Linked DNA regions of Homo sapiens: region 1 is linked to region 2. The links are chromatin loops, found by intact Hi-C in ENCODE. Cell type or tissue: HCT116. All regions are shown on one strand.

Region 1 (2,500 bases), 64 kb before region 2:
GGCACTGCCAGTTCTCAGGAAAGGCGGTGCCTTCTGTGTGTCCAGATCACTGGCTCCATGGGGGTCAAGAAGCTGGGTGGCACCTGTGCTGCACACGGATATGCTTAAACAATCTTGCAGCCTTGGGGGTGGGGCTGGAAACCAGGATCGGCTTCCATTGCAGGGGACTGGCAGTGCATCGGGCCTATGTGTGGCCGGGTAAGACTGGGCATAGGAGTCAATGTTGGTTTGTTTGTTTTTTGACACAGAGTCTCGCCCTATCTTTTTATCACCCAGGATGGAGTGCAATGGCATGATCTCGGCTCCCTGCAACCTCCGCCTCCCAGGTTCAAGTGATTCTCATGCCTCAGCCTCCCGAGTGGCTGGGATTACAGACGCGCGCTACCATGCCCGGCTAATTTTTTTGTGTGTCTTTAGTAGAGATGGGGTTTCACCATGTTGGCCAGGATGGTCTTGAACTCCTGACCTCATGATCCGCCCGCCTCGGCCTCCCAAAGTGCTGAGATTACAGGCATGAGCCACCATGCCCGGCCAGAAGTGAATGTTATGTTGCACCCTCCACAGGGTAGGTCTGTTCTATTACCACACCCAGGATCAGGCCCCAAGTAGACACACAAGGAGGAGGGCAGTGCTGAGAGACGGGGGAAGGATTAGAACACAGGCTTTGATGACCTTGGCAGTGTGACATGAGGCAAGCCATTTTACCTCTCTGAACATCAATTTTCTATGCATGAAATAAATAATAATAATTCATGGAGGCTGGGCATGGTGGCTCACACCTGTAATCCCAGCATTTTGGGAGGCTGAGGTGGGCAGATCGCTTGAGCTCAGAAGTTCAAGACTAGCCTGGGCAACATAACAACACCCTTTCTCTACAAAAAAAAAAACCAAAACAACAAAAGGATCCAAATACAAGAGCTTGCACCTGAGCATGTGCACACATCTCTGTGTCTGTGTCTGTGAGCTTATGGGTGTGGTGAAGGTAGGTTCCAGGAACTTAGGAGGGAGGGAGGGAGGGAGAAGCCATAAGGGGTTCTCAGCCAAGAGCAGAAGGGTACAGGGGGCACGTAGGCTGCCTTAACCCAGCAACTTGGCCAGGTTGGTTGGGAGCAACTTGGGGGCTTGTGGGTGTGTTATTCCCGAGTCGGCCAGCAGGGGGCGCAAGGAGCCAGGCCCCTCGTGGCTTTGAGGTTGCTGGCCCAGGTCACAGAGCAACCTGCTGGCCCCAGGAGGGGACTACGCCTCACTTCACAGAGGAGGCCCAAAGCAGGGAGGGTGCTGCTCCAGGTTCCCGCATAAGGCAGGACTCCTGACCTCCCAGGCACACCTCCCTCCAATGCCCTGCGCCTCACCCCTTTTCTAGGAAGCAGGCCTTCCCTAGTCAGCTCCTCAACAGCCCTGGCAGTCACCTTTTATTTACCACACGCTTTCCTGTGCTAGGTGCCCCGTGGAGCCCTACACGTCCCACCACTTAAAAATGTTTTTCAGGCCGGGCGCGGTGGCTCACACCTGTAATCCCAGCACTTTGGGAGGCCGAGGCAGGTGGATCACAATGTCAGGAGATCGAGACTGTCCTGGCTAACACAGTGAAACCCCGTCTCTACTAAAAATACGAAAAAAAAATTAGCCAGGCATGGTGGCGGGTGCCTATAGTCCCAGCTGCTTGGAAGGCTGAGGCAGGAGAATGTTGTGAACCCGGGAGGCGAAGATTGTAGTGAGCCGAGATTGCGCCATTGCACTCCAGCCTGGGCGACAGAGCGAGACTCTGTCTCAAAAAAAAAAAAAAAAAAAAAGTTTTTCATTTAAAAAATTTTGGTAAAATACACATATCATAAACTTTACCATCTTAACTATGTACAGGTATACAGTTTTGGGAACTGTTTTCATCTTGTAAAACTGACAACTCTGTACCCATTAAACAATTACATCCCTTTACCCTCTGGCCCATAGCCCAGCCCATTTGCTGTCTCTGCGATTTTGACTACTTGAAATCAGGTCCCATCACTTTTATTATTTATTTACTTATTTTTTGGGGGACAAAGTCGTGCTCTGTCGCCCAGGCTGAAGTGCAGCAGCGCGATCTCAGCTCTCTGCAACCTCCGCCTCCCATGTTCAAGTGATTCTTGTGCCTCAGCCTCCCGAGTAGCTGGGACTACAGTTGTGCACCACCATGTCCAGCTAATCTTTGTATTTTTAGTAGAGACAGGGTTTCACCATGTTGACCAGGCTGGTCTAGAACTCCTGACCTCAAGTGATCCGCCTGCCTAGGCCTCCCAAAGTGCTGGGATTAGAGGTGTGAGTCACTGCTCCTGGCTTCCCATCACTTTTAATCCTATAAGAAAGATTCCTTCAAGAGGCTAAGTGGTCAGGTACAGTGGCTTATGCCTGCAAGAGAGGCCAAGGCAGGAGGATCCCTTGAGCCCAGGAGTTCGAGACCAGCCTGGGCAACGTAGTGAGACTCAATCTCTACAAAAAATAATAAATTATCTGGGAGTGGTGG
Region 2 (2,500 bases):
AAGTGATTCTCCTGCCTCAGCCTCCCAAGTAGCTGGGACTACAGGCATGCACCACCATGCCCAGCTAACCATGCCCTGGCTGGTTTGAGACCAGCCAGGATGGTCTCAAACTCATGACCTCAAGTTATTGCCCGCCTCAGCCTCTCAAAGTGCTGGGATTAGAGGCATGAGCCACTGCACCCGGCCTCACTACTTGTTCTTCCATTCAAGCAGCCAATATTGATTGCTCTTTGCTGGGTGCCAGACTCCATGCCTGGGGTTGGGGACAGGGCAGCAAACAAGATACCTGGTCCCACCTTCACACAGCTGCAAGGTTGAGGGAAGGGTCAGACAGGAGCATTTGCAGACTGGGGAAGCCTGAGTCTCAAGCCTGCCTGCAGTTCCAACAGGATGGATTCCTGGTGCTGGAAGGATTCTTGTCTGCGGAAGAGTGTGTGGCCATGCAACAAAGGATTGGCGAGATAGTGGCTGAAATGGATGTTCCTCTCCACTGCCGCACAGAATTCTCCACCCAGGAAGAGGAGCAGCTTCGAGCCCAGGTAGGTGTCTGGGGCACATGAGGATGGGATGTGGCTTTTGAGGGAGGGCTTGGTCCCCGGCCAGAGCAGCATCGTGGAAGGGAGGATCCCAAGGCTCCAGGGTGTCAGGCCAAGCCCCTTACACACCTTTCCCTCGCTCCTCACTGGGAAGTTATCAAGTAGGCTTTATTGTCCTTTTTTTTTTTCTTTTTTCTTTTAAAACAGAATCTCACTCTGTTGCTCAGTCTGGAATTCAGTGGCGCGATCTCAGCTCACTGCAACCTCCGCCTCCCGGGTTCAAGTGATTCTCCTGCCTCAGCCTCCTGAGTAGCTGCACTTACAGGCATGCGCCACCAGGCCCGGCTAATTTTTGTATTTTTAGTAGAGACAGGGTTTCATCATGTTGGTCAGGCTGGTCTTGAACTCCTGATCTCCAGGTGATCCACCAGCCTCAGTCTCCCAAAGTGCTGAAATTACAGGCTATTATTATCCCCCCATTAGACAGTTGGGGAAAATTAGGTTCAGATCACTTGCCCCAAGCCACACAGTTAGTAGTGGACAGAGTCAGGATTTCAACCCAGATCTGTCTGATACCAAGTCCCTGCTGTTCCCAGCTTGGCTTTACTTTCTGTTTTCCGGCTGTTCTCTGGTCACCGAAGGCCACTTTGTGGCCAGCCACCTGGAATGAGCACAGTGGTCTGGATGACCCCCACCTGTGTAACTATCCCCCATGAGACTAGGAACTCAGATTTTCTCCCCCCAGTGACCGAATAGGTCACATGATAGGACCCAGTACAGTTTGCAATGGGTAAATTGAAGACTCTGGGGTCTCCCACACCGTTCTCTTGACCCTTCCTAGTCAGAGTTTATTATGAGCCTGCTTGCGCCTGGGCCAGGTGAGATCCTGGCACTCACGCCGAGGAGCACCTGCCATCTGGTGGGCATTAGCAGAAATACAACAGCCGGAAGCCATCCCAGGGAATGGGAAGAATGGGGTCTTGAGAAGGAAAAAGAACCAGTTAAGGAATGACAGTTTCTTCCAAAAAGCTGGTCTCATTTGCTGCACAGCTGCCTTCCATTCGGGGGGATACTGGGGGAAGCAGAGACAGCTCCTGCAGCCAGAGACAGGCAGGCCACTCAAGGGTTCCTAGGAGTAAGAAGGGCCGAATCCTGTGCCCTCCAAGCTGCCTTCAGAGACTAATGGGTTGTGGGGTGGGAAGAAAGTGAGAATAAAGCTGATATATTGGCCGGGCGCAGTGACTCACGCCTGTAATCCCAGCACTTTGGGAGGCCGAGGTGGGTGGATCATCTGAGGTCAGGAGTTTGAGACTAGCCTGGCCAACATGGTGAAACCCTGTTTCTACTAAAAATACAAAAATTAGCTGGGCCAGGTGATGCATACCTGTAATCCCAGCTACTTGGGAGGCTGAGACAGGAGAATCGCTTGAACCCAGGAAGTGGAGGTTGCAGTGGGCCAAGATCATGCCACTGCACTCCAGCCTGGGCAACAGAGCAAGAATCCTGTCTCAAAAAAAAACAAAAACAAAAACAAAAAACTGATATATCTTGGTTTATAATGCATGCAAAGAAAAGAGCTTGGCATGGTGCCCAGCACTCAGTAACATCCTCAATATTCACTCTTGATACTGTGAGAAAAAAAAAGATCAGTGGGCGTCCTGTTTCATTTTCTTGGGTTACCTCCAGCTTTCCTTGTTTGAGTTATTTTACAACACTGTAAGTTGGATAAAACTGATAATAATGCACATGATACTTGTCCAAGTAGGGGGTCAGTACCACTCTGTTCCAATCACGTTACCATGAACTGGGTCCTGGGGAATGCAATTATTGCCCTGTGGATAGAACAGTTGGGCAGCTGGGTGTGGTGGCTCATGCCTGTAATCCCAGCAGTTTGGGAGGCCAAGCAGGGAGGATCGCTTGAGCCCAGGAATTCGCAAACAGCCTGGTCAACAAAGTGAGACCTG

The links. A loop is a pair of places that touch in the nucleus more often than their neighbours do. Peaks named below come from ENCODE experiments on the same cell type or tissue, not always from the same donor. Only the 100,000 strongest peaks of a DNase experiment are listed, where the experiment ranks them.
Region 1: it touches region 2 in a loop (12-fold over the local background); 102 of 110 quality-filtered maps call a loop at or near these places.

The regions. Positions count from the first base shown.
Region 1 is chr9:128,862,594-128,865,093 of GRCh38, forward strand. All of the region lies in intron 1 of KYAT1-SPOUT1 (KYAT1-SPOUT1 readthrough), which reads right to left. The region is part of intron 1 of KYAT1 (kynurenine aminotransferase 1); the gene reads right to left. Among named protein-coding and RNA genes, the nearest start is that of KYAT1, 18 kb to the right of the region's middle. RefSeq lists an enhancer at 997-1,291. In HCT116, a CTCF peak has its summit at 1,152 (motif pointing right); a DNase peak (open chromatin) is centred at 1,178; H3K27ac peaks cover 273 bases.
Region 2 is chr9:128,926,658-128,929,157 of GRCh38, forward strand. PHYHD1 (phytanoyl-CoA dioxygenase domain containing 1) reads left to right here. Exons shown (of 13, transcript NM_001100876.2): 4 at 381-539. Among named protein-coding and RNA genes, the nearest start is that of PHYHD1, 6.9 kb to the left of the region's middle. In HCT116, a CTCF peak has its summit at 1,452 (motif pointing left); a DNase peak (open chromatin) is centred at 1,444.